Regions from separate parts of the Mus musculus genome. Here regions 1 and 2 are each linked to region 3. A link is a loop called in an ENCODE intact Hi-C map of the cell type or tissue named here. Cell type or tissue: left cerebral cortex. All regions are shown on one strand. Links, peaks and the distances in the headings refer to the core of each region. The heading gives the core; the rest is flanking DNA. Region 1 overlaps Ube4a (ubiquitination factor E4A). Region 2 overlaps Ube4a (ubiquitination factor E4A). Region 3 overlaps Kmt2a (lysine (K)-specific methyltransferase 2A).

Region 1 (10,408 bases), core at 1,157-9,156, 120 kb before region 3:
CCATTAAATCTATGGTTAGGGGCTGGTGAGATGGTTCAGTAGCTAAAGGCCCAAGCCTGAGGTCCTGAGTTCAGTCCCTGGGACCCCCCGTGGTGGAAAGACAGAAAAGACTCCAACAAGTTGTCCTCTGACTTTGTGTGTGCTCAGTAGCAAGCATGCAACCACACATACACTCTCTAAATAAAAGTAATTTTTTAAAAAATTAGATTTTTGTTTGTTTGTTTAAAATGTCATTCTCATCTTTATTTTTTGTCATAAACATGTTTTAACAGCCCCAGTTTATGTGTATAACTATAACATCAAAAGCAATACAGTCTTTCTAAAAACTACTCAATGGTCACTTCACCTTCAAATAATTATAAGTAGCAGGGTGGAACAGTGTGTTTCCATGTGCGCTAGAGGTAACGATCAAGATCAGGACACAGAAAACATTGCTCTACCCTACATGCCATACATCACAACAATAATCCGTAATTGTTTTTTAAATGGAGGTTTGCCTACACCTGCATCAACAGTAGTACCAGCCCCTAGAACTTAAAAAGCAAAATCTCTTCATATGCACATGATGATGAACTGTCCACCTAGGAAAATGCACGTAGCAGGATTCGAGCGGTACTTGGAGCATGTGACCAGGGCGTTTTTTCTCAGATTAAGTAGTTTGAACATTTGGGGCACTTTACAGTAACTAGCATTAGTGGCAGGCATCACCCAGTGCAACATTTCAAACAGAAGATGCTCAAAACATGCTGGCAGTTTACTCAGATTGGTTGGTATGCTTACTGAGTGGACCCATGAGTGAGAGTATGATTTCAGGATCCAGTTAAGGTACATGAACCAAGAACTTGACTTAAAGTAGTTCATGTAACTATACCTCCTTAAAGAAAGCTTGTAAGTGCCTGGTGGATGTCAGATTGCTGGTATAATGTTAAGAGTGACCAACAGCAACCCAAGGCTTCCAAAATGTAATGTTAAAACGCCTCCCCTGGAAGGGTTTCAGTAGTCTGAAACATTCACACCCCAGTGGTCAAACTCCTCCCTAAAGTCTAAAGCAGTATAAGGCGCTTCCACGCTCAGGAATTGTGTGACTGTTTAGCTCTCCTCAGATGAAGCCGTGATTGCTACAGAGGTACCATAACTTAACAAGTTAGCCTGGAAGCCCCAAAAGAGAACAGGATTATTGTCAACTATATGAATAGAACTGTCTAACGTTTACAGTCCTGGCTCACTTCAACCTGCTTTCAGATACCTTATCAATCTCATCTTTTGTATCAAGAGGACATCCGTGCGTCCAGACTCCCTTTGGCCCAGTGGCACCTATTGCTACATCAGTGACAGAATCAGGAGTCACCCATCTCAGGATCATGAGGAAGAGATAGATGGGCACAGCCTATAAAGCAAAACTAGCCTGTAACTGGACCACAGTGAGGTGAGCTGGTTCAGCCTCCTGTGCATCGGCAGCATCCACCATCCTCTCGAACACCTCAGTTCCCTCGGCCACGTCCTGCCAGATGGAAAGCACCTTTACTGCATTATGAATGTTTTCGGGAGCTGGCAATGTCCCCGACTTCACTTGGAAAATAGCTTTTTCTAGCCCTTCACACAAAGACTTTACTGAAGATTCACATAAAATAGAAAGGTTCTCTGGATGCTAACAACTTGTAGACCACAGCTGGTGGCTTCCAGGATCACCGTGCAGAAGGCTTCAGACAGGAAGGTGTTAAGAAAAGCATGTCCCTGAATTAAGACATTTCTGATATCCTTGTGTTCTAAAGCTCCCAAAAGCTACACACTGTATCTTTCCCATACTTCTAAACATTAATCTTTGGTCCTTCTCCAACTAAACAAGTTAACTGGAGGCATTTCTGGCAGAATTCAGGTACCATACCACTGAGCAGTTCGATCCCTTTTCTGTAAATGAATCTGCTGATGACAGCCAATAGTTATTGCACTGCTGCACCTCCTAAGAGGTCCTGGGTCAGTAGGATCTAAAGCGTTAGGAGTGACGGACACTCTAGGATTTAGTGCTGCTTATAGTTCAGTGTTTTCCTTACTAGTGTAAGAAACACAAATGGTGTGCTTTATGTCACCAAGAGACACAGAAGCTTCGTTTGTAAGCATAGAGCTGATGTCAGCAAATTCGAAGAGGGAATAGTCTGTGAAGATTGTTTGGAGTCTTGGCATGGAAGAGAGAGAGCATTATGGGCTATGGCAGAAAATGAACTGTGAGAATAGACAATTGTAATTCTCTCCTGAACACTTGGAGTTCTGTCACTTGGAGTTCATTCTACAGTCAGCTTTCTCCTTAGTGAAGGGTAGTAATGCTCAAATGCTTCCCTTTACTTTTTTTTTTAACCTTCCTGTGGTTAGGCCTCTCCTCCATGAGTGCCCTCCTTTCAGTATAGACTCCTCTATTCCCATACTGCCTCTGGAATTCTTTTTTTCTTTTTTTTTTTTTCTTTTTGGTTTTTCGAGACAGGGTTTCACTGTGTCACCCTGGCTGTCCTGTAACTCACTCTGTAGACCAGGCTGGCCTCAAACTCAGAAATCTGCCCGCCTCTGCCTCCCGAGTGCTGGGATTAAAAGCGTGCACCACCACTGCCCAGCTCTGCCTCTGTAATTATATCAAATTTTATTAATAAGAGGGGCATTTTCTCATACAGCTAAGTGTAGATAAAAGCAGTCTCTCTGAGAATAACTTATGTTAACTTTCAAAATACTTAAGCTCTTTTAAAATGTTTAAATTACATTCAGTGTGTGTGTGTGTGTGTGTGTGTGTGTGTGTGTGTGTGTGTGTGTGTGTGTAAGTCAGAGCATAACTTGCCTGTTCAGTTCTCTCCTTCTACCGTGTGGGTTCCAAGGACTGAACTCCAGGCACCAAGCTTGGCAGCAAACACCTTTATCCTCTAAGTGATCTCATCCACCCAGAAGCTCTCAGGCTCTTTGAGCCAGTAGTTCTACTTCATGAATTTGTCTTACAAAATGCTCAGCTAATTGAACAAAAACAATTAGATTACACTCAGTACTGCATTACTTAAGATCATGAAACCCTGGAACAGTTCTCATGTTCATCTGATGAATGAACAGGGAGTTTAAGTGGCTACATAAGTCGTAATAAAGGCAAGAAATGCATGACAATGTAACTATTAAAAGGGATAAGGCGGGTGGGCCTGCTAGTACAGGCCTGGACTCTCAGCTCCTCAGGAGACTCAAGCAGGAGGATAAGAAGTTCAGGCCTTCCTTACCCACATAGTTAGTTTCAGGCTGGCCTGGGCAATATGAGACACTTTCTGAAAAACAAAAAATAGGGCCGGAAATACAGTTCAGTTGGTGGAGTTCTTGCCTAGCAAGCACAAACCCACATAAAAACAGGTGTGGAGTGCATCCCTTTGATTCTAGTAACTTGGTGGTAGAGACGAGGGTTAGAAAGATTAGATCAACCTTATGGGGAGTTTGAAAAAAACAGGAGCCCATGTTTCTTTTGTTGTTGTTGTTTGGTTTTTGGAGGCAGGGTTTCTCTGTATAGCCCTGGCTATCCTGAAACTCACTCTGTAGACCAGGCTGACCTCGAACTCAGAAATCCACCTGCCTCTGCCTCCCGAGTGCTGGGATTAAAGGCGTAAGCCACCTCGCCCGGTTTAGGAGCCCCTGTTTCAAAGAATACAAAACACACAAAGATCTAATAAACAGAATGAAGAAGGTCTCTGAATTACTTACAGGAAAAATTGTTGGTGTTGATAAGTTAAAACTAAAGCTAGTTGAGAGGCTAAAGAGATGATCCTGTGGCTAAGAGTACTGGCTGCTCTTCCAGAAGTCCTGGGTTCAATTCCCAGCACCTACATGGTGTCTCACAATGATCTATAACTGTAGTCCTGTGGGACTGATGCCCTCTTCAGTGTCCATACATGTAGACACAACACCATGTACATAAAAATAAACCAGTACATCTTTAAAGCTAGTTGAGGGATGGTAAGATATGTCAGTGGTGAAGACATGGCTTCCAGTCCTGATGACCTGAGTCATCAAATGCATGTCATAGCACATAAGCATCCATGCACATACAAAAATATAGGGGAAATGTCTTGACTATGGTACTGATCTGTCATTAAAAAGATGGACAATGGCTCAGCATGTAGATCTCCATACACAGAATGCATACGCACACATCATTTAAAAAATGCATCTTAGGAAAAAAAATACTCCTGAGGAGGTGGCTCAACAGGTAAAGGTGCCTGAGTAAAAGTCCCAGGACTCATATGGAAGGAAAAAGTTGGCTGCTACAGGCTTGTGTGTCATCTGACCGCCACAAGTATACTAACATGTACTGCCCACGCACAAAATAAGTGTCAGAGAGGGAGGGGCAGCTGAGAAGCACAACGGGGTTTTTGATAAAAAGCAATGGTAATGAATATGAGCACAGGAGTGTGGAACACTGCAGAACTAAGCAGTTATCTGTAGGGAACTGGTTCAGGGAGCCCTTCTACAGGATACATCCCTGAGTGCCAAGTTAACAAAACAAACGTATTCTTTAGGGAAAGGCCATACACTTAAAATAGTTAGAGTCATTTGATCTACTTGGTAACTCTTTTCTCTAAGATTTGGGGTTAGGTAATGCTGCTAATTTTGCCAGGGAGGGGTACAATTGCAAGTCAAAGTGATAAAGTGTACTGTATAGAAGGCAAGATTTACAGCCAGGATTTCCAAATCCTAGAATACACTTGCCTGGCTTGAGTTGCTCACTAATGAGATGAATAATTTGTTTCACATCTACAATTGTCCTTCTTGTGATTCATTCTAGGTAGTGTATTTGGTTCTGAGGAAGAAGCGTTGTGTAACAGCTTACATGTTCCAGCAGATGAGCTCCCAGCAAGCCCAGATGACTCGGATAATAGTGTGTCAGAGAGCCTGGATGAGTTTGACTACTCTGTATCTGAGATTAGCCGCTCCTTCCGGACACACCAAGAAATGTGTGAGCAACTCAACATCAATCACATGATCCAGAGGATCTTCCTCATCACCCTGGACAACAGTGAGTTGCAGGCTTACACCATTCAGTATCTATTCTTCCCTCTTGGCTTGGGCTAGGGACTACTTTGGTTCTTAGAAAACTGCTATGTCAGGCTGGAGAGATGGCTCAATGCTTAAAAGCACTGACTGCTCTTCCAGAGGTCATAAGATCAATTCCCAGCAACCACATCATGGCTCACAACCATCGCAATGGGATCTGATTCCCTCTTTGGGTATGTCTGAAGATATCCACAGTGTATTCATATGCATAAAATAATTCTTTACAAAAAAAAAAAAAAAAGAAAACAGAAAACTTCTATATCTAATGGTTAAACCCACTCCTGTATCCCCAAAACACAGGGTTTACCTTAGTAAGGCTTTAATTTCTTAAAAACAGTATTTCAGTAGATGGAATTTCTGCTGCCATGTTGATGTCTGTTCTTCCTTAAAAGAGGAGGAGAAAGAGTAGCTAAACCCGTTTTCCTCTTGGATGGATGCTGAAAGGGTCAAAAGGGTTTTACCTCTGTGCCCTATCTGTAATTCAACCCTAAACTTAATGCTGGTGTCTGGAATTTTTTCCTAACTGTCCTACTGAGAATCCGCACAGTTTATGCTTTGTAACTACTTTGTGCATCAAGATCACTGTGATTATTTCTGAATTCAAGAGACTTACTATCAAGAACAGTTGTTGAAAGCTGAGCACAGCAGTATTTGCCTTTAGTCTCCAGGACTGGGGAGGCAGAGGCAGAAGGGACCACTTGAGCCTAAGTGTTGACTACCAAGCTAGGCAACATAAAGACAAAACCAGTGTCATGAGAACAGGAGCATTGTCCATAACCTGTCAGATGGAAACTTTCACAGGTGATCCAAGCTTGAAAAGCGGGAATGGCATCCCCAGCCGTTGTGTGTACTTGGAAGAAATGGCAGTAGAGCTGGAAGATCAAGACTGGCTTGATATGAGCAATGTTGAGCAGGTACCTCCTGATAATGTGCCCTCAGCAGAACAGCCATGCTGAATCCTGTTCATTCTCCTGAGAGACTTTGCCTCTGTCTCTCCATTGTCTGTGGCATTGCCTTTTGAACTCTTCCTATCCACCCTGGCCACACATCCAGATTCACCCATTGTTTAAGAACCAGTTAAGATGTCATCGGAGTTTCCAGAAAAGAGCTGTCATCCCCTCCTCTGAGTTCCTTATCATCTACATTTTATTATGGGAACTGTCACTGTCTCTTGTGGCTTTTTAATGAACCTGTCTTATTACTCCTGTTAGAGTCTTAAGTTCCTAAGACAAGGCCCACCTCTTTTTTACATACTTTCAAAAACCCAAAACTGGTCTGGGAGATGGTGCACAAGTTAGGATGCCCATCACCCACTGAAGCTAATGGTACCACATGGGACAACAATCTCAGTGCTAGCAGGGAGCGGGAGGAGGGAGCAGAGTGTCTCTGCAGACTTGCTGATCATCCAGCCCGGATGGGAAATAGTGAGCTCCAGGGTTAATCAGAGTTCAGGGGCATGAGGCCGAGAGTGACAGAGCAGGACACTCCATGTCCTCTGGCCTCATTCCAGTCCTCAGAAGATCAACTACAGAAGACAACATCTGTCAAGTACAAGTGTTTCCTAGGGTATCAGAGCCCACAATAATCAGACTGGGTGTTTAATTAAAAATAATAAAGGTTTTAAAATATCGAGAGGAAAGACAGATCACTTGGCATTTCACTTTTACACTTCAAGTGTCTTTGTGTCCAGCAGGCACATGGCAGCGTAGATTTTACATGTAGGTTTCTCACCCATGCTTCACACCATTCAGCATGGAACTGTTTGGTGCCTACTCTGCTGTGACTATCCCAGACACTGGAGTCTTAATTACAGTAACAATGGATATAATTAGTTTCTAACATTCCTGAATAAGATTCCCCCCACCCCATTCCAAACTACATCTGATTCTTGCCAAGGCATGTATCAGACTTCTTATATCTTAGTGCTCTAGGATTTACCTTGTGAGCATTTTGTTTATTTTTCTTAATAGGCCATCTTTGCTCGATTATTGCTTCAAGATCCAGGAAACCACTTGATCAGCATGACTTCCTCCACAACTTTAAATCTCTCTGCTGATCGTGATGCAGGAGAGAGGCACATCTTCTGTTACCTTTACTCCTGCTTCCAGAGAGCCAAGGAAGAGGTAAATGAATAAGCCCCATGGGATTTTAAATTATCTTAAGTGATGTTAGCATGTGTGAGAGAGAGAGAGTTGGCTCAGTGTCTTTCATGCCATAATGTGTATTTTATGGTATATCTGGCACTATTAGGTTGCCAAAAGTCTTAGTCTCCTTTTTGTGGCATGGGGTCCATCTCTCTTTGCATCTAACTAATGTCTCCTGTTCTCTATACAAACTTCTCTAGAAATCACACCTTTAAAAAAGGAAAAAAAAAAAAAAAAATCAACCACAACAACAAAAAAGAAAACCAAACATCAGGTCAGCTGATGTAGTAGCACATGTCTGTAAATCTCTCAGCTGTGTGGTAGCACATGTCTGTGAATCATGAGGATTGCTACTCATGAGGCACAGACAAATGATTGCTACAAGTTCAGAGCTAGCCTGGTCTACATATTTACACAGTGAGTTCCAGGCCAGCCTACACTTTGTAGTGAGACCAAAATAAAACAACAGGAACCAAACAAATTCCAAATCTTCTAACATTTCCCATGAGGTGGAGATACTTAATTGGGCTTCAGGATTAGAAGTTTAGCATGTGAGCCTGAAAGCCAAACTACAAATCTGTCAGGAATTTTCAGTCCCCAAGAAATCAATACTGCCAAGTGGTGGCGGCACACACATTTTATCCCAGCACTCAGGAGGCAGAGGCAGGCAGATCTCTGAGTTTGAGGCCAGCCTGGTCTATAGAATGAGTTCCAGGACAGCCAGGACTATACAGACAGACCCTGTCTGGAAAAAACAAAAGAAAAGAAACCAATACGGTTTGGGATATGTTGTTTTTCTATCCTGTGTACTGTACCTACCCTTGCTCCATGTTATAAAAGCTATATGCTTTTCTCTCTTCGTTGCAGATTACCAAAGTTCCAGAAAACCTACTCCCCTTTGCAGTGCAGTGCAGAAACCTCACTGTGTCCAACACTCGAACAGTTCTCCTCACCCCAGAGATCTATGTTGACCAAAACATCCATGAGCAACTGGTAGATTTGATGTTGGAAGCTATTCAGGGAGCCCGTGAGTATAGAAGCAAGGTCTTTGACTATCTGAATTTAGAATACCAATTTAAAACTCCTCTAATGGCGGGCGTTAGAGGGTCTCAGAGTCACTATGATTCTGACAGAAGTTAAGGAGGGAAGCTTACACCTTGATCTTTAAGCCTCAATACTAGCAGAATTCTCAAAGATACCATAGAGGGCTGGAGAGACGACCCAGCAGTTAAGAGCACTTTTAGCTGCCCTTCCAGAGGACCCTAGTTCAGTTCTCATCACCTACATGAAGGCTCACAGCTGCATGTAACTTCAGTTCCAGGGGATCCACTGCACTCTTCTGGCCCCAAAGGCACTGCCTGCACTTGGTACATGCATGCAGGCAAAGCACCCATCCACATAAAATAAAAGTAAATAAATCTTGGGAGGCAGAGGCAGGCAGATTTCTGAGTTCGAGGCCAGCCTGGTCTACAGAGTGAGTTCCAGGACAGCCAGGGCTACACAGAGAAACCCTGTCTCGAAAAACAAAAACAAAACAACACAAAAAAGTAAATAAATCTCAAAGAACCATTGTTGGGAAGTGGGTATCTAGTTCGCTGGTCAGCAGTAGTGGAACATTGCCTAGCATTGAGCTGAGCAAGTCTTCAGTTCAGTCGCTGCATCACAGCAGAGACAGACAGACAGACAGACAGACAGACAGACAGACAGATAGCATGAAAGTGTAAATGCATAAAATCTGTCACAGCCTCCTTCTTTTCTCGTCTGTCTACTATTAGATTTTGAAGATGTAACTGAATTTTTAGAAGAGGTCATTGAAGCCTTGCTGTTGGATGAGGAGGTTCGAACATTTCCTGAAGTCATGATTCCAGTGTTTGATATTTTACTCAGCCGAATAAAAGATCTGGAACTCTGCCAGATCCTCCTGTATGCATATCTGGACATTCTTCTCTATTTCACTAGGCAGAAGGATATGGCCAAGGTAGGTCTCAAAGCATTGTATTCTCTTGGTGCTGGCATTTTAATAAGTTGATGCTTCCTGTCCTGAGGGCACTAGAACATTGCCTATAGAAAGCCAAGTGTGGTATTACACGCCTAGAATCCTAGCATTTGGGAAGTGGCAGATCAGTGTTATCCTCAGCTACACAGGGAAGTTGATGCCATTAGGCCAGGGCTGGTGAGCTGGTCCAGTGGGTAAAGGCCATAAAGTCTGAAGAGCTAAATTTGATCCCCAGAACCCATGTGGTGGAAGGAGAGGACCAACCCCTACATACAAGTTGTCTTCTGACCTCCACACTACACTCATGGTGTACGTATACACATACACACACACACACACACACACACACACACACACACACACTAAAGGAGTAGATAAATAAATAAATGTTTAAAAGTTTTCTGTAGTTTGAGGCCAGCCTGGATTCTACAAAACCTGGCCTTTAAAGGGGGTGGGGATTGTATAAGACTAAATTCTTTGAGACCCCTGCATCTTATCGCCTTTCTGTCATCATACAGTTGAGTAAATAGGATTTTCCTCCTGCAGGTGTTTTTAGAATACATTCAGCCCAAGGATCCCAGCAATGGGCAGATGTATCAGAAGACCTTGCTGGGAGTCATCCTGAATATCTCGTGCTTGTTAAAGACTCCGGGTGTGGTAGAGAACCATGGCTTCTTCCTGAATCCATCCCGTTCCAGTCCTCAGGAGATCAAAGTACAGGAGGCCAACATCCATCAGGTGGAACCGCCTCCCAGGGTGTCTGCCACAGCCCCTGCTTTGAGATGACCAAGGAGCCATGTAGGGATAAGGCTGCTTCATCCTGCCTAGGAAAGCTAATTAGTCTGGCTGGCGTTTGTCATAAGAACATAACAAAATTGCCCCCTGATTGAGGGTGTGGGGTGGCACATGCTTGTCATCCTAGCACTTAAGAAGTAAGAGTCAGGGGGTCATCCTGAGCTACATAGCCAGTACTAGGCAAACCTACACTATAGGAGAGAGGGTCTCAAAAATAATGGAAGGGGCGGGGGTGGGGGAGTGCACTTCTTTAATCCCAGCACTTGGGGGCAGAGGCAGGCGGATCTTTGAGTTCCAGGACAGCCAGGGCTACACAGAGAAACTCTGTCTCAAAAAAAAAAGGGGGGGGGGGCTTGCAGGGGGAGGCAGCAAAGAAATCAGCCTTGACACACACCTATTATAATCTCAG
Region 2 (10,408 bases), core at 1,125-9,124, 100 kb before region 3:
GTGCTTGCCTCACCTGCATGAAAGCCTGCATGGTGGCCCACACCAGGAATGCCAGCACTCTGGAGACTGAGGCAGGGAGATCCAGGACATCCTCATCTACAGAGAAAGGTCCAGGACACCTTAGGATGCATAAGACCCTGTCCAAAAGAAAATTGGACTCTGGTGATTGTAATTTCCACATCTGAGACCAAAACAAATCAGAGAAACTTCAAAAAAATGATGGTGTTCATTATTGACATGCCAAAAAATATAAGCTGGTTTCCTGAAGGAGCTGGGAGTATAGATTAGTGATAGAGCACATACAGAGCATATACAAAACCCTGAGTACAGCCCGGCGGTGGTGGTGCACGCCTTTAATCCCAGCACTCAGGAGGCAGAGGCAGGCGGATTTCTAAGTTCGAGACCAGCCTGGTCTACAGAGTGAGTTCCAGGACAGCCAGAGCTACACAGAGAAACCCTGTCTCAAAAAACCAAAAAACAAACAAACAAAAAACCCTGAGTACAATCCCTACTACCCAAAAAAACTCTGTAAAGACCAGTTAGCCATTAACTCTGTGTTTTTGTATATGTGTGTTTGTGCGCACACATGCACGCATGCTATAAAAACATAAATCCAAGCATGGTATGATATCCTCTTGGGAAATGAAGACAGAGAACTCTGAGTCCCAGGCTAGCCTGAGCTACATAGTTCCAGCGTGTGGCAGATAATGACAGATGAGGGAGGGAGGAGGATAAATAATTTGCATTCAGTGAATACATTTAGTGTGCTAGAGCAGCCAGAGAGCACGTGTGAAAAGAAATCATCTAATGAGAAATGCAGAAATTGACTTTTAAAGCTTTTTAAAAACTTTTTCAGTTCAGGGAAATCAGAGAAGATAAGGTGGCCACAAACCAAGAGCAAAAGCCACAAAGGACAGAAGACATTTTAAATATTGAAAATGTGACTTTAAAACTTTAAATATTTAGTGAAAGGGTTAAAAAAATAAACTCAAGGAACACTCTCATTGAAGTGGAACAGAAAAAAAAATGAGATAGAAAGTAGGGAAGGATAAGAAAATGAAAACGAAGTCTTAAGTCCAAGTCAAATGTGGGACTTGTGGGTAAAGGCCTTTGCCACCAAGTCTGGCAACCTAGGTTTGATCCCTGAGACCCACATGGTGACAGGAGAGAATTGACTCCCGTAAGTTGTCCTCTGACCCACATACACTTGCTGTAACACATGTAGGTGCACACAATAATGTAGTTTTTAAATATTTTAACAGTGTCTGTGACTGGGTTAGTAGCTTTTCGTTTGTTTGTTTGTTTGTTTGTTTGTTTGTTTGTTTTTCGAGACAGGGTTTCTCTGTGTAGCCCTGGCTGTCCAGGAACTCACTCTGTAGACCAGGCTGGCCTCGAACTCAGAAATCCGCCTGCCTCTGCCTCCAAATGCTGGAATTAAAGATGTGCACCACCACCACCCAGCTGGTAGTAACTTTTCTTTCCTTTCATTTATTTGTTTTTTGGTTTTTGCTTGTCTGAATTTTTTCTTTTTTTCCATTTTTTATTAGGTATTTAGCTCATTTACATTTCCAATGCTATACCAAAAGTCCCCCATACCCACCCACCCCGAATTTTTTTTATTGAAAATGCATTATGTAATTAAAAATCCTCAAAGGTCTCCAATAAAATGAGATGTAAGGAGAAAATTAGAGCTGCATTGAGCTTTAAGACTGTGGCTTTCTTCCAGAGATCAAGTCGCTGTTTGTGCATCCGTTCCTGGCCGAGCGCATCATCTCCATGCTCAACTACTTCCTGCAGCACCTGGTGGGCCCCAAGATGGGTGCCCTCAAAGTCAAGGACTTCAGCGAATTTGACTTCAAACCTCAGCAGCTCGTATCAGACATCTGCACTATCTACTTAAATCTTGGGTATTTGAGATTGGTGTTGAGAAAGCCATAGGGATGCTAGTATTTTGATAGCAGAATGACTGGTTAGGTCTTGTGTGAAAATAGTGGGGGAAGGCAGGCTCATTTCTAGCTGATAGATGAAAGACTCCTCCACAGTACTAAATAGATTTTATCTGGCCCATTGGACATTGCTCAGTATTTCCAACATTCTGCCTTGATCTGTGCAAAGATAAATATTACTGGTTATACTACTGTTTGTGAAAATATTTTATGGCTATGGAATACTTTATAGTACAGAAAATTAGATGGGAGCCAAAGGCATATGGATCTCTGAGTTTAATGCTAGCCAAAGAAAGAAAGGAAATTAAATGTCAAGCCAGGGAGATGGCTCAGTTAGTAAAATGCTTGCCACACAGACATGAGTGTCTGTCTGAGTTCAGATCCCTAGAACCCACCTAAAAAGCTACATGTGGTAGCATGGACAATAATCCCAGTATTGGGACAGCAAAAACCAGTAAGATTCCTGAAGTATACTGGACATTCAACCTCACAAAACTGATGAATTCTAGGATCAGTGAGAGACCATGTCTCAAACACAGTCTTGAGAGTAACTGAGGAAAACACCCAGCGTTGATCTCTGTCCTTCACACATATACAGACATACTTATGCATGTGCATATACACACACACACACCGCACAGAGAGATACACATAGTTCACAAGCGCACTGGTGGCTTGGAAGTGCTGGGATGGTTGTCTGTAGCCCATCTGCTATCTGCACATTGACTGTGGTCTGATGCTCAGTTTCTTTCTAACACTGACCTTTCAGGGATGAGGAGAACTTCTGTGCCACTGTGCCCAAAGACGGACGTTCCTATTCTCCGACTCTCTTTGCACAGACAGTCCGTGTCCTGAAGAAAATCAATAAGCCCGGGAATATGATCGTGGCTTTCAGTAACTTGGCAGAGAGAATCAAGGTGAGGAAGAGGACAGCTTGTTTTCTCAGATATTCAGTAAAAAACGCCACAGAGACGCGGAGCAGTGGTGGCACACGCCTTTAATCCCAGCACTTGGGAGGCAGAGGCAGGTGGATTTCTGAGTTCGAGGCCAGCCTGGTCTACAGAGTGAGTTCCAGGTCAGCCAGGGCTACACAGAGAAACCCTGTCTCAAAAAAAAAAAGAAAAGAAAAAAAAAGAAACGCCACAGAGTCACTTCAACTCTGCTGCTTCTGCCCCATTTCCAGGAGCAAGGGGTACTGCCTAGAGGCATTAGAAACAGACACTTCCTCTTGGTCAGTCAATGACTAGAGCCGCCGTCTTACTAAATGTTACCCCTGCCCAGGAAGAATAATCGAAGATGTTTATACCAGGTGAAAAGAATGTGTATTTGTGAAGGCTTTCTTTTTTTTTTAATTTATTTTTTTTAATTTGGTATTTTCTTCATTTACATTTCAAATGCTATCTCAAAAGTCCCCCAGACCCTCCCCCCCCACTCCCCTACCCACCCACTCCCACTTCTTGGCCCTGGTGTTCCCCCATACTGAGGCATATAAAGTTTGCAAGACCAAGGGGCCTCTCTTCCCAATGATGGCCATCTTCTGATACATATGCAGCTAGAGACACAAGCTCCGGGGTCACTGGTTAGTTCATGTTGTTGTTCCACCTATAGGGTTGCAAACCCCTTTAGCTCCTTGGGTACTTTCTCTAGCTCCTCCATTGGGGGCCCTGTGTTCCATCCAATAGCTGACTGTGAGCATCCACTTCTGTGTTTGCCAGGCCCCGGCATAGCCTCACAAGAGACAGCTATATCAGGGTCCTTTCAGCAAAATCTTGCTGGTGTATGCAGTGGTGTCAGCGTTTGGAGTCTGATTATGGGATGGATCCCCAGGTATGGCAGTCTCTAGGTGGTCCATCCTTTCGTCTCAGCTCCAAACTTTGTTTCTGTAACTCCTTCCTTGTGAAGGCTTTCTTTAGATTAACTTTTATGTCCCAGTGTTATGAAAGATTTGAAAACCTAGTGTAAATGCAAAAGAACTTTATGGAATAAAATTCAGGAGGAAGGGCAAGGCTTGGTGGTACACGGCCATAACCTAGCACTCACCCAGCTGAGGGAAGAGGATTCCAAGTTCAAGACTAGTGTGGGCAACATAATGAGTTCCTAACTCAAAATCAGTAAAAACTGAGCAATGATGAGTAGCTTGCAGACACTGGTTCCTATGGCTTTTCTCTGTTCCTTACATTTCTACTGATGGTTGGTTTATACTGAATGTATTTTAGAGATTAAAATACTCTGTTGTGCTCAGCTAATCCCTCCAGTTGGACAATGGAAAAACTCCATTAGGAGTGGTGGAAAGAAAAAATACACGGCACAGACGTCTAATAAAAAAACCTTCCAGGCTGGGCAGTAGTGGCTCACACCTTTACTCCCAGCCCTTGGAATGCAGAGGCAGGAAGATCTTTTGAGTTCCAGGTCAGCCAGAGCTACACACAAAAAAAAAACAGCTCCAAAAACAAAACAAAAAAAAGAAAAGAAAAAGATCAGTCAATACCTTTTTTACAGGTGTCAGTTGTTCTTCAGTGAGTTTCTTCTTACAGGATTTTCTGAGTAGCCTTGGCTGTCCTAGACTCACTCTGTAGACCAGGCTGGCCTTGACCACAGAGATCTGCCTGCCTCTGACTCCCAAGTGCTGGTATGTGCCACCACTGCCAGGCTGAGTTTGTTTTTTGTTTTTTATTGAGCTGAGCTTATGGTTGGCCTACAGCTTAGCCAGATTAAGCTGTAAGGAAGTATACCAGAGTCAGATGTCAGAGCCTTTTAAATGTATAACCTGCTTGTATTTATCAGAAACTGCTTGCAGCACAGGCTATGTGATTATTCGACTAACAGCCCTCCCACCCTTTCCCCTTTCAAATGCCAGCAGTCACACCAGAATGCTTAAAGACATTCCCTTCAGCCATGATGCCCAGCAGCTGAGCTCTACAACGTGATCATGGGCTTGTCTTTGAAAAGACAAAGTGGCCGGGCAGTGGTGGCCATGCCTTTAATCCCAGCACTTGGGAGACAGAGGCAGGCGGATTTCTGAGTTCGAGGCCAGCCTGGTCTACAGAGTGAGTTCCAGGACAGCTAGGGTTACACAGAAAAATCCTGTCTCGAAAAACCAAAAAAAAGAAAAGAAAGGAAAAAAGAGGGGCTGGAGAGATGGCTCATCGGTTAAGAGCACTGACTGCTCTTCCAAAGGTCCCAAGTTCAAGTCCCAGAAACCACATGGTGGCTCACAACCATCTGTGACGAGATTTGACGCCCTCTTCTGGTGTGTCTGAGGACAACTACAGTGTGCTTACATATAATAGACCTTTTTAAAAGAAAGAAAGGAAAAAAGACAAAATGATCTGCCTCACTGGGACGGTTACTGATGACCAAGATTAAGGTGTAGTAGTTACTAAGCAGTCTGAGAGCTGCAAGGTGAGCTCACTTTAGAGACCAGCTATGGTTGCCTCAGTCTCTTGCAGACCTCCAACAACAAGAGGAGGAGACATATGCAGACGCCTGTGATGAGTTCCTGGATCCCATCATGAGCACACTGATGTCTGACCCTGTGGTGCTTCCATCTTCCAGAGTCACTGTGGACAGATCCACCATTGCTAGGCATTTACTCAGGTATGCCCACTCACAGAGCCGCCTCAGAACTACATCTGTGTTAGCTTCCTATGTCTGCACTCTGCACAGTGGGTACCCCATACGGTAGACTCATTGGTGGAGCATTTTGATATCACCTGTTTATAACTTTAAAGATTAAGGGAATAGCTCTTACCTCTTCCCTCCTTGAGTAATCTTAGCCAAGCATGGTGACAGGAGCTTGGAATTGCACTTGAGGACAGAGGCAGGAAGATTGCCATAACTTTGAAGCTATCATGGTTTACATAGCAAGTTGTAAGCAGCCAGAGCTACATAGTGAGACCCTGTCTCAAAAAATAGAAGAAAATAATTTTATCCACATTATGAAATATCTCAACATGAAATATGCTCTGACCTGAAATTATTTTAATTGTAAAAATAACAGACTTTACACTCCCTTCAGTTACTATATTTCTATTTTTTGGGAGGTAGTTTGTGTAACATAAACTCACCAAGCTGAATGCTGTTTGGACAGTCATCCTTCAGATGTCCAGAGAAAAGGCAGGAAGGCAAAGGTAAGTGAAAGCTAGTCAGCGCCCAAGCAGCCTTCCTTTCACTTTAGAAGAGTATTCTGCAGCCTGAAGAAGGGACGCTGCTAACAGGAGTTTCATGCTTGCAGCCCCCTACAGCCAACTGTTTGTTTCTTAATGTTTTTGAGCCGCACATGCATACTTAGTGTCTGCAGATGTCTGAAGAAGATATGGAATCCCCTGCAACTGGAATTATAGATGGTTGTGTCACCTTGTGGGTATTAGGAACCAAACCCAGGTCCCCTACAAGAGCACACATGTCCTCCCAACTGCTGACCCAACTTTGTTACTTACTTATCTTTACAATAGGATCATGCTGTTACACAGGCTGGCCTCAAACTCCGCTCAAGCAATCTTACTGCTTCACATTCCTAAAAAACTTAGGCCTACAGTTAAACAACACTGCACCCAGCTAGCTACCCTGCCCCCAGTTTTGGGGTTTTGGCGATTTGTTTTTGTGGGGTTTGTTTTTGTTTGTTTGTTTGTTTGTTTGTTTTTCTTGATTTTTCAAGACAGGGTTTCTCTGTGTAGCCCTGGCTGTCCTGGCACTCACTCTGTAGACCAGGCTGGCCTCAAACTCAGAAATCCGCCTACCTCTACCTCCCAAGTGCTGGGATTAAAGGCGTGCGCCACCACTGCTCGGCCCCAGTTTTTTAAAGACAGGACGTCATGTAGCCCAGGCTGTCTTCAAATTCACTTGGTAGCTGAAGTGACCTTGAAGTCCTGCTCCTCCTGCAACAAGAAAGTACTAGGATTATAGGCAAATCCACCATGGCCTGACTCACCCTTTACCTCTCTTAAAGAGAAAGAGAAGGGTGCTGAGAGACATGGTGCCTATTTAAAATATACGTAAGTTGACTGACATTTAAGGAATTTTTTGACATTAAATGAATTTTCTGTTTCAATTGGTATTCCTACACTTTCTTTTTTTTTTTTAATATTTTATTTATTTATTATATGTAAGTACATTCAGACACTCCAGAAGAGGGCATCAGATTTTGTTACAGATGGTTGTGAGCCACCATGTGGTTGCTGGGATTTGAACTCAGGACCTTTGGAAGAGCAGTCGGCGCTCTTAACCGCTGAGCCATCTCACCAGCCCTCTTACACTTTCACTATGCTATTGTGCTGAAATGTCAGTGAGAAGCTTAGTGATCTCAGACCTTAGACAGTCTTTGAGGATATCGTGATCTTGTTTTGTTTTGGAATCAGGGTTTCGTGTAGCCCAGGCTTAAGCTTACTCTATAGCTGAGGAAGACTCGGCTTTTGATCATGCTATCTCCCCCTCCTAAGCGCTAAAATCACAGACATGTATCACCATCCCTGGCTTATGTGGTACTGGGGGGCACAACTTAGGGCTATGTGCATGCTAGACAAGCACGCTACTGTAAAATATCTTTTATTCACCTAATGAAATTGTCATCTCCAAGGCTTACTGCAGGGGAAAAAAAAGCTCACCTTTTCTAGCTCTTTCTGATCTCTGGCTGGCTGGCTCAACTCAGCTGTTCAGGCTCAAAGTCCTCTCCAAGCTGACTGATTCAATCTGGCTTCTCTCAGCTTCTCACTGAATTGCTCTGCTTGGCCTTATACTTACTTGGGCATTATGCTCTAATACTCTGGCTCATTCTTACTCTCTGACTTCAGCTGCCTCTGCTCACCTGCACTGAACTACATGAATTCATGAACAAACTCAGTTCCACTGCACTGCACCGCACTGCACTGACTCCCAACTGACTGACCAAGTTCGGAGATCTGCATGCCTCAGTCTCCTCGGATTAAAGGAGTATCTGTTTCCCAGTTAGATGACAGAGGCCTAGAAGGTTTTATGATCTCTTGCCAGAGCAGCCCTGCTGCTGTATTAAAATTCCTCTGCACTCTGAGCTATATCTCAGGCAGTCTTGAGTCTTTCTTTGTTGGTTTTGCCACAATTTTTAAATTACATTCAGTTATTTATGTGTTCATTTGTTTGGGGTGTGTGTGTGTATACACATGAACACATGTGTACTCGAAAGTGTAGAGGTAAGGCAACTTGCAGGAGTAAGTTCTCCAACTTTGTGGGTCCTGGAGATCAAACTTGGATCTTCAGCCTTGCCAGCAAACATCATTACACATTGAGCCATATTGCTGGTCCCAGCTTTGTTTTTTTTGTAGTGCTTGGAATCAGACCTTGTGCATGCTGAGCCAGCACTGTGCTACTGATCTGTACTCTCGGCATCGAACCATAATCTGCATTTACTTACATAGCAGTCAGCTACTTTAATCAAATGTCTGTTACAAGGCCTTTTCTCAACTGTATGGGAGATTTACATGGGGAGGTTATTGGTGCCTAGGAATTTGAAGCCAACTTGGGCAATATAACAAAATCCCATTTCAAAAAGGGGGAAACCCCTACAAATGATTTGTGATAACACAAGTGTCTAGAATTTCTGATTTAGAGAAATCTAAAGGCTGTTAACAAAGATAACATTTACTTATTTTACTTATACATGTGTTTTGTCTGTATGTATGTAGGTGTACCATGAGTGTGCCTAGTGCTCACAGAGGTCAGAAAAAGACATTGACTCCCCTGTAACTAAAATTACAGATGGTTATGAAACTCCATATAGGTACTAGAAATTGAATCCAGGTTATCAAGAGCATTCAATGCACTTATGACTGAGCCATTACCACCACCACCACCACCACCTCCAGCTTGCAAAACCACTAGGATCAATATCTGAATGACAGCCGGGAGGTGGTGGCGCACGCCTTTAGTCTCAGCACTTGGGAGGCAGAAGCAGGTGGATCTCTTGAGTTCGAAGCCAGCTTGGTCTAAAGAGTGAGTTCCAGGACAGCCAAGGCTACCCAGAGAAACATTGTGTAAACACTGAAAAAAAAAAAAAAAGACAACAGAAATAAAACAAAAACCTGAATGCAGTTGAATAAGGTTTATTATGAGGTAGAGACAGAGAAACTGAAGAAGACTCAAATCGCACCCTTTTCATTTCCTTCTTCCTAACCCAGGAGTCAGTTTTGGACTCAGTTATAGTGCATCATGTCTTGGGTCACAGCGCATGTGGGATGTTCAGATGCTCTGCTTGGCCCTAGGGTCTTAGAACTTTCAGAAGTAACTCACTTTTCATTCTTTTCTTGTCCTAGTGACCAAACAGATCCTTTTAACCGTAGTCCCCTTACCATGGACCAGATCCGGCCCAACACAGAACTGAAAGAAAAAATCCAACGGTGGCTCGCAGAAAGGAAGCAACAAAAGGAGCAGCCTGAATAAATACTGTGAACTGCACATGCACGCCCGGGCGTGAGCTGGTGCTTGTGCTCGCTCGCTCGCTCTCTTCCTGCCCCCCACCCCCTGGCTCTGAGCCTCTTCTTTTTCTTTTCTGATTTGTTTTGATTTGTTTTGTTGGGGTTTGGTTTGGGTTAGGTTGGGTTTTTTTGTTTGTTTTTGTTTTTTATTTTGGTTTATTTCATTCTTTGTTGTTTAAATTAGAAAATTGTTCTTGTGCAAATTATGATAATTATGATTCTTAAGACCTTGTTCTTTCCCTGGCTTATAGAAAATTCTCTTCCTCACAGCATCTTTATAAATCATCACTAATTTTAGCCTCGGTTTTCCTATTCTCCTTGTTTCCTTTTCTATCCTAAATTATATTAAGTCCAACAACAAAAATGTCCTGCCATTTTTTTCTTTCCCTTCCCAAGTACTGTTCAGACATTTTTTTTAGTGAGCACTGCTTTTAAGTCTATGATGTCAGCTACTTCAATGACAGTAATAACATCCAAAAATCCTACTGTCCTGTGTATTTACTAGCCCATAAGGTCTGGACTTAAGCATCTGGCCTTAATATAGCTCTGTAATATTACAGAGTAACTTTCCAGATAAATGCAAATACCTTAGTGTGTGTATAGATTTTTTTGGCTGGTGGAGATGAGGGAATCTTATACAACTTTTGTATTATCTTGTCACTTAAAGATACGATCACAACAAACACTCCTATGAGGATCTCACCACCAAAAACATAGCTGCACAATCTTTCAGTGAGTGACAGTAATGTGTGGAACTTGCAGTAAAAGGATAAATGAGAAGCTATTGGGCCCCTTTCTCTTTTGTGCTCCAAGGTCTAGGCCTAGGTAAAATAGGCAATAAATATTCTATCTACATGAAAATGTCATTTTAGGACACTTAAAACAGTATATCTCAGTGTATATGTGTTAAACACAGATACTGTGTCCTTTTTTTATTAGTCTCACTTGAGTGCCACGTTATATCGTGTCTTCCCAGGTAAGATTTATGTAGTTGGTGGCAGTGTTTTCTCACTTGTT
Region 3 (8,000 bases), core at 1-8,000:
GTGGGCAGAGGGTCTGTCTGTGCAGGGTGCTCGGTGGCTTCACCTCGGCATGAAGCGAGGTGCTTCTGTTGCTTGTTCACCTTTGCTTCACTCTTCATTTACTTCCTAGAGTTTCTTCTCTTCGTCAGAGCGTTAGGACATTCTTTAGAGCTAAGAGTAGGACCTTGGGGTTGGAGTGGATTGCTCAGTGGTTAAGAACATTTCCTGCTTTTACAGAGGACCCAGGTTTGATTCTCAGCTCACAGCAGTCTGTAACTTCAGTTCCAGAGGATCTATACCCTAGCCAACATTCCTGGGCACCAAGCCAAAAGGTGTTTGGTCTGGGTGTGCGGGAATACGCTTGTCATTCCAGCTCTTGGGCAGCAGAGACAGGACTCTGGCTGTGAGTTTGAGGTTTACATAGTGATTTCCCATCTCAAAAGGAAAGACTAAAGGGAAGTTTGAGCTTCATGTGCCAATATGGAGGGGGATTCAGTGAAGGGCTTCTTCAAGAGAGCACCCTGATCTTGGTGGCCTTTTAGAAAAAAACCTTACTATGCCTCTCCAGCAAGGGCTGAGGAGGCTTGAGCCCGAGGGCAGCGAAGACAAGCAGCATGAAAACTTCTGTTGTCTTGTAGAAATTTATAAAGTGGTCATTGGCGACATAAGCAGTCCCGCTGGAAGAGCAAGTGTGTCATCCTAGCACAGAGCTCTGTGCTGCTTTATCTTTCAGTATAAAGCTCCGACTTTTTGTTTTTGGTTTTGTTTTACAAGACAGGGTTTCTCTGTATAGACCTGGCTGTCCTGGAACTCACTTTGTAGACCAGGCTGGCCTCGAACTCAGAAATCCACCTGCCTCTGCTTCCCAAGTGCTAGGATTAAAGGTGTGCGCCACCACCACCTGGCAAGCTCCGACTTTCTTATCACGTGTGTGTGTGTGTGTGTGTGTGTGTGTGTGTGTGTGTGTGTGTGTGTGTGTGTTGATGGCATACTGTTACCCACTGAGCCATCTCTCTAGCCACTAAATTCCTAATTTGGGTGTAGGAAAATTTTCGGCTGTCTGTTGACAGGATTTGACAGAGTTTTGGCCTGTTTTTATTCCACCTTTACAGATGACTGAGCACAACTCATAAGAGAGTTTACCTAGACAAGCTGTTAGAAAATAGATCCAGCCGGGCGTGGTGGCGCACGTTTAATCCCAGCACTTGGGAGGCAGAGACAGGCGGATTTCTGAGTTCGAGGCCAGCCTGGTCTACAAAGTGAGATCCAGGAGAGCCAAGACTATACAGAGAAACCCTGTCTCGAAAAACCAAAAAAAAAAAAAAAGAAAAGAAAATAGGTCCATCTTTAACTCCTGTTTAAGAACTCTCTGGCATTTTCATGTTCTGTGTTGTGCCTAGAGCCATCTTACTAGTCTCAATAGAATGTGCACAGGTGCCTCTTTCTTGGTGTGTGATGACAGAATCCCTCTTTCCTGGCAACAGGCTGCCAAGCCTCCAGACTTAAACCCTGAGACTGAGGAAAGCATACCTTCCCGAAGCTCCCCAGAGGGGCCAGACCCTCCTGTTCTTACTGAGGTCAGCAAGCAGGATGAACAGCAGCCGTTAGACCTCGAAGGGGTCAAGAAGAGAATGGACCAGGGCAGCTACGTATCTGTGGTATGTCTGGAGCACGTGACTAATTGTCGAGTGTTTTGTTTCAGCTTCCTTGGCTCTTTAGAAGTACAGCTGGGTATAAGTAAATTTCAGAATGATTCATACTGTATTTAGAGGTGTCATGTAGCTTCAGGATCCCCAGAAGGGGAGTTATTTCAGTTGTATGTTTCAGAAAGGTGTTGATATGGTGGTATCTAAAATAATTATTTTAGTTGGCTTCCGTCTGAGTTACTTAAATTATTTTTATGTTACGAGGAAGCTCCAAACTACTTACGGAAAATGCTAACGTGAAGTTAATATGCCTCCCCTTTAAGCTTAGATCTGAATATTGTGTCTCCCTTTATTCATTTGTAGATAGTTACCATGAAGTCTTTGATTTTAAGGATGCATAGGGAGGACTCATTTGCTGTGTCATCCTTACTTACTATTGAGTTAGTTCTTCATTTGAGTACAGATATAAAACCTTTGAGCTAGTGTTGGGCACTTGCCATGACAGAGCCAGTCTCTTTGCACTCTTGCCTTATTAGCCTGGCAACTCTTGATTGGCTCGAGTTAATTGTGAACTGAACCCTCAAGGCCTCAGAGAGTAATTAGGCTGTGTTAGAATAGGTTGTGGGTTTCCTGTTGGGCTCCTGTGCTGGGTCATGATGTGGGGAGCAGAGGTGGCTTTGAGAACGTAGTACTATGCTATGAATTATTGATGTTTTATTTTTGTATACAGTTGGAGTTCAGCGATGATATTGTGAAGATCATTCAGGCAGCCATTAACTCAGATGGAGGGCAGCCAGAGATAAAAAAAGCCAACAGCATGGTCAAGTCTTTCTTCATTCGGGTGAATGAGATAAATAGTTCCTGCTTTTAATGATCACTGTGTGTAACTGTCCTGTGAATTCCTTCTTTTCTCTGACTTGCTTTACACTGTGTTGAGAGCTTCTTGGCTTTATTTCTTTTCTCTAGTTCTTTGGGAGGAGGCTGGGAAGTTGGTAAGGTTACCAGCATAAGTGGGTCTTTGCCTTGGCCTGAGAATAGACCCTGGTGTGTAGTTGTTTATTTGGTTTCTACGTGAACCTTCTCATTTGCATTCTCTCTTTGTTTTCTTGTAGCAAATGGAGCGAGTTTTTCCGTGGTTCAGTGTCAAAAAGTCTAGATTTTGGGAGCCAAATAAAGTATCAAACAAGTAAGTGAGATTGGTCAGTGAGAAGCGGCCACCTCGAATTTGTAGATTTTAATATTAAAATCAACCAGCTGAAATGCCTGTTTAGTGCTGGTTTGAAAATGACAAATAACATTTGTGTTTGGCATAGCCTGGGACTTTTTTGTGTTTGTTATCTTGTTGAAATCCTAGTTTGACATGTGGCATATGGGCAGCATGTGCTAGAACAATGTCATCGTGGCCATCGCGTAATCAGGTTCTGGGTTACTTACTGCAGCCTCTGCCTCCTCCTGCTTTTGATTCTCGATTCGTACCCTTGAATTTTTATTCCAGTAACCTATTTTGATTTTTTATTTGTAGAGTTAGTCATTGTTTCTGGATGTTTAATTAAAAGTTATGCGTGTAGTCTTTCCCTGACTGGAGGAAGTACTGGGGAGTGAACCCAGACCCCATGGATTCTGCCACTGAGATCCATCCCCAGCTATAAGAGTCACATGTTAAGACTGTTGCTTAGCTCACTCGTGCTAGTACTCGCCTGTACTCCCTGCAGGTGGAAGACTAAAGCAGGATGAGGAATTCAGGGCCAGCCTGGGCTACATTGTGAGAGCCTGTCCCAGACAGGATTGAAGTTTTTAAGATGTTAGGTAGAGTTAGGCAGTTTTCAGATTCTCTGACTAGTTCTTCCATTCTGTGAGTGGTGTGGACATGGGCGGGTTCGAGACCTGCTGCTGGCAGGAGCGACTGTTGCATGGCTTGGGCTCATAGGCACTCAGTAAGTACTTACTGACTCGATTGTTTCCAGCAGTGGGATGTTACCAAACGCAGTGCTTCCGCCTTCACTTGACCATAATTATGCTCAGTGGCAGGAGCGAGAGGAGAGCAGCCACACTGAGCAGCCTCCTCTAATGAAGAAAATCATTCCAGCTCCCAAACCCAAAGGACCCGGAGAGCCAGACTCGCCCACGCCGCTCCACCCGCCTACACCCCCGATCTTGAGTAAGTCAGAACATATCTAGATGCAAATGGCTGGCTTAGTGGATCTAAATTTAATATACTTGATCAGAAAATTTCAGATAACATAACACCTTTTGTAAGTGTCTGTTTTATACACTACTCAAGCTGAATTCTCCCCTAGAAAACCATAGTACTGCCAATTTTAACTACATATCTTTGGGATCCCAAGGTACTGATCGGAGTCGAGAAGACAGTCCAGAGCTGAATCCACCCCCAGGCATCGATGACAACCGACAGTGTGCACTGTGTCTGATGTACGGCGATGACAGTGCTAATGTAAGTACTTGGGACGTGCAGTCCTGGTTAATAAGGAGGTCACGTGACCGTGTTCTTGGGGTGCCAGGACTTGATGATTTTGATGAGTTTACTTCTGAGTTTGTGGCACCTAGAGTCATTTTTGGTTTTGTTTTCATTTCAAGACAGGGTCTTACCATGTTGCCCAGGCTGGCTAAGAACTTTTGATCCTCCTGCCTCAGCCCCCTTAGTAGCTGGGAATATAGACAACTGGCACTGTGTTTGGCTTTAGAGATTTTCTTTTTAATTGTAGGTTTTTAAATGTGGGTGACTGTTTTCCCTGCGTGTGTGTATGTGTATAATGTGTATAATGTATATAATGTATATAATGTATATAATGTATATAATGTGGAGGTTGGAAGAGGGCGTGGGATCCTCTGGACCTGGAGTCACGGATGCTCATGAGCCACCATGTGGGCCCTGGAACCCAGCCCAGGCTCCTTACCAGCATCAAGTGCTCCTAACTACTGAGCCAGGTCTCCAGCCCCTGCTTAGAGAGGTTTGAATAAATGGTTAGTTGATCCAAAAGGTGATTTGCTGTAAATGAAGTTACTGATAACTAATCTTCAAAAATACATGAAGTCTTCATCAAACATAAGTTGTATATATTGTAGCCTGTGTTTAATGTAAGTAGTAGAATAGTTAATAGCCCTGGTTCTGACAGACTGCCTGATGTCAGGCTGTACATTCTTGTCTGATAACGTCAGCAAGAGCTTGACCTCAGCAGCCCTCAGTTCTGTCCTTAAAATGAAAATGACACTCTCTCTCTCTCTCTCTCTCTCTCTCTCTCTCTCTCTCTCTCTCTCTCTTTCTTTCTGTTTTTTGTTGTTGTTGTTGTTTTTCTTTTTCTTTTTTTCGAGACAGGGTTTTTCTGTATAGCCCTGGCTGTCCTGGAACTCACTTTGTAGACCAGGCTGGCCTCGAACTCAGAAATCTGCCTGCCTCTGCCTCCCGAGTGCTGGGATTAAAGGCGTGCCCAGCTGATCCCTTTTCTTGAAACGCAATTTTTTGTTTTGGTTTTGAGACAGGGTTCCTCTGTGTAGCCCTGGCTGTCCTGGAATTTGATCTGTAGTCCAGGCTGGCCTTGAATCCACAGAGATCCACCTGCCTCTGCCTCCCTACAGGTGTGAGCCACTATATGTGGTTCATAAGTTGATTTTTCTTGGGGGAAAGCTGGGGATTTGAGACAGGGTTTCTCTGTGTATCCTTGGATATCCTGGAGCTCACTCTGAAGACCAGGCTGGCCTCAAACTCAGAGTTCTGCCTGCCTCTGTCTTTTTAGTGCTGGGATGAAAGGTGTGCACCATTACTACCCAGCTAGAAAATGCTCTTAGCCCCTGGTCCATGTCTCCATTCCCACAAGGAGATAGTTTTTAACTTAGAGTGGTTATAAGGGTTAAATGAAAAAAATATATGTAAAGTTTTTATTTAATGGCTTTACACTGAGAACTTAAAATGCATCTTTTAGGGATGTGACAGGTATTAGAGTTTCTGCCCACATGAAGCCCTGTGTCAGCCCACCCTCATTGTGGGGAAAAGTTTTTAGTACAGTCTGGGAGAATTGAATTTCAAATACAGTTTTAAAGTAGTGCGTGCATTTATGTAAACCTACCATATACTGTTCTTTTGTTTTCAGTAGAATTATAAAATATTTCCAGTTTATGGGGGGAAACTGAGAAAGAATAAAGAAGAAACAGTGGAAAGTGGATTATGATTTAATCTCTAAAGAATTTAAGTTTTTATTTCCTTGCAGTATCATGTCTGAGGTCCAGCTAATATGAAGTCCTCTGATTTTATGTTCTTTAGGATGCTGGCCGTTTGCTGTACATTGGCCAAAATGAGTGGACACATGTGAACTGTGCTTTGTGGTCAGCAGAAGTGTTTGAAGATGATGACGGATCACTGAAGAATGTGCATATGGCTGTGATTAGGGGCAAGCAGCTGGTAAGAATCACTGTGCACATTTATGAAGGGAACCCCCTCGTGCTTTTAGTCTCTTTCTGTGCCTGACGCAGCCTCACTGGCCTTTGACAGCACTGTCAGCGCACTCGCTGGTAAGGATTGGTATGTGCTGTAGGTCTGATCTTCGAAGAAGGAAACAAAGCATCGGTTTAACATTAGCCCCGAGGCCAAGTTATATCAGCACTCTGAAGGTCAGAGAATAAACCCTGTGAGCACACGTGTCAGGGAAGATGGAGAGTAATGGGAGCAGCCGAGAGCAGTCACAGTGGTATCGTAGGAGAAACATCTCAGAGCTTGAGTTTGACTGACTCTGAGGAGTCAGTAGGAGGAACGTAGCCAACGGACAGAGTAGCACAAGCAAAGAAGGTGTGGGTTGTGGGAAGACCAGATAGGAGAGCACAGACTGCCTAAGAGAGTAAGAGCAACAGCCAGGGCCTGCTGAATGGAGTCCTTGATTTAGGGGATGACATAGTGAGCCGTGACGCCTAATACTACAGAACCTGTGAACTGGTTAACTTTATGTCATCTGAGAGGAGAAATGCCTCCATAAGATAGATGCAGCTGTAGGGCATTTGCTCAGTTACTGATGGATGGGGGAGGGCCCAGCCCATTGTAGGTGGTGCCATCCTGGGGCTGGTGGTCCTGGGTTTTGTAAGAAAGCAAGGTGAGGACTGGGCTAGGTGGTGGCACACACCTTTAATCTCAGCACTCAAGAGGTAGAGGCAGGCGGAGGCCAGCCTGGTCTACAGAGTGAATTTCAGGACATCCAAGGCTATATGGCATGGGCATCGGGGTTTGTCCTATTAGAGTTCCTGCCCTTGCTTTTGATGATGAACTGTTTAGATGGAAATGTGGGTGAAATTACCCTTTCCTCCCCAAGGTGCTTTAGTCACAGCAGTAGTAACCCTAAGACAACTAGTTTCTTACTAGTAAAATGTTAGTAAAATGAGTTGCCTTGGGATCTAACAGCTTTCTAGCAAGGATATGTTTTTTGACATTGTTCTTCATAGTTTCATGTCTAATAAGTCAGCTATGCATTGTGGGGAAAAAGTCAGTCCAAAGTCTAAATCCAGTTGTAATGTTTAAATTGTCTAGTTTCCGAGTTGTGTTTGTATTCTTTCCCTGTAGCTCAGCAGGCTAGCAATAGAGTGAGCACGGGATGCTCAGAAGGGAGACGGGGCAAGTCTAGAGAGAGATGACAGGTGTCTCAAAGTGCCTGCTAGTCTAAACAGGGCTGTTCCTTCTGCCCTCACAGAGATGTGAATTCTGCCAGAAGCCAGGAGCCACCGTGGGTTGCTGCCTCACATCTTGCACCAGCAACTACCATTTCATGTGTTCCCGGGCCAAGAACTGTGTCTTCCTGGATGATAAAAAAGTGTATTGTCAGCGGCATCGGGATTTGATCAAAGGCGAGGTGAGAAGCTAAGCTGTTTGGTTGCTTCTGTTGAAGCTATTAATAACAGGCTCTATTATCTGAGAGCAGACTTAAGTTCACAGTAAAATTAGCAAAAGGCACAGTGATTTACTGGCCTTGCCTCCACACTAACATAGCCTCTCCCACTAGAGTGGTGTATTTGCGGTATAGATGGTCTACGTGAATATGGACACATACGCATTTCCCCAGAGTCAGCTTTTATATCAGGGTTCACTTTTGACGTTCTACATCCTGTGGGTTCAGACAAATGTTTAATACTGCGTGTTCATCACTGTAGTCCATTTAAGTATTTTCATTTTTTAAGAATTCTTTGTTCTGCCTGTTTTTTCTCTTTCCCCCTAAAAAAACACTGATTTTAAATTTTATTTTATTATTATTGTTGCTAATATCTACAAGTACTTTTACCCTACATCCAAGCAGTTTTCTACTTGCGGGGTTTCTTGTGGTTGGAATCTTGCGGTTAGTAGCCTTTCTGCTTTGCAAGAAGGTCTGAAGATTCCTCCTCTTT

The links. A loop is a pair of places that touch in the nucleus more often than their neighbours do. Peaks named below come from ENCODE experiments on the same cell type or tissue, not always from the same donor. Only the 100,000 strongest peaks of a DNase experiment are listed, where the experiment ranks them.
Region 1: a loop joins it to region 3, with 2.9 times the contacts of the local background. A loop is called at or near these places in 11 of 42 quality-filtered maps.
Region 2: it touches region 3 in a loop (4-fold over the local background); 9 of 42 quality-filtered maps call a loop at or near these places.

The regions. Positions count from the first base shown.
Region 1 is chr9:44,947,560-44,957,967 of GRCm38, reverse strand. Ube4a (ubiquitination factor E4A) reads left to right here. Exons shown (of 21, transcript NM_001346698.1): 4 at 4,796-5,026; 5 at 5,866-5,978; 6 at 7,035-7,187; 7 at 8,076-8,235; 8 at 8,984-9,186; 9 at 9,751-9,942. It also overlaps the pseudogene Gm19121. Among named protein-coding and RNA genes, the nearest start is that of Ube4a, 13 kb to the left of the region's middle. In left cerebral cortex, for the core only: no CTCF peak of the experiment used is centred there; no DNase peak of the experiment used is centred there.
Region 2 is chr9:44,924,797-44,935,204 of GRCm38, reverse strand. It overlaps Ube4a (ubiquitination factor E4A), which reads left to right. Exons shown (of 21, transcript NM_001346698.1): 18 at 1,727-1,907; 19 at 2,716-2,863; 20 at 5,386-5,543; 21 at 9,230-10,408. The coding sequence ends at 9,356. Among named protein-coding and RNA genes, the nearest start is that of Atp5l, 9.3 kb to the right of the region's middle. In left cerebral cortex, for the core only: a CTCF peak has its summit at 5,166 (motif pointing left); no DNase peak of the experiment used is centred there.
Region 3 is chr9:44,824,861-44,832,860 of GRCm38, reverse strand. It overlaps Kmt2a (lysine (K)-specific methyltransferase 2A), which reads left to right. Exons shown (of 36, transcript NM_001357549.2): 16 at 1,464-1,637; 17 at 2,356-2,466; 18 at 2,738-2,811; 19 at 3,590-3,783; 20 at 3,971-4,077; 21 at 5,902-6,039; 22 at 7,313-7,471. Among named protein-coding and RNA genes, the nearest start is that of Ttc36, 26 kb to the right of the region's middle. In left cerebral cortex, for the core only: no CTCF peak of the experiment used is centred there; a DNase peak (open chromatin) is centred at 3,722.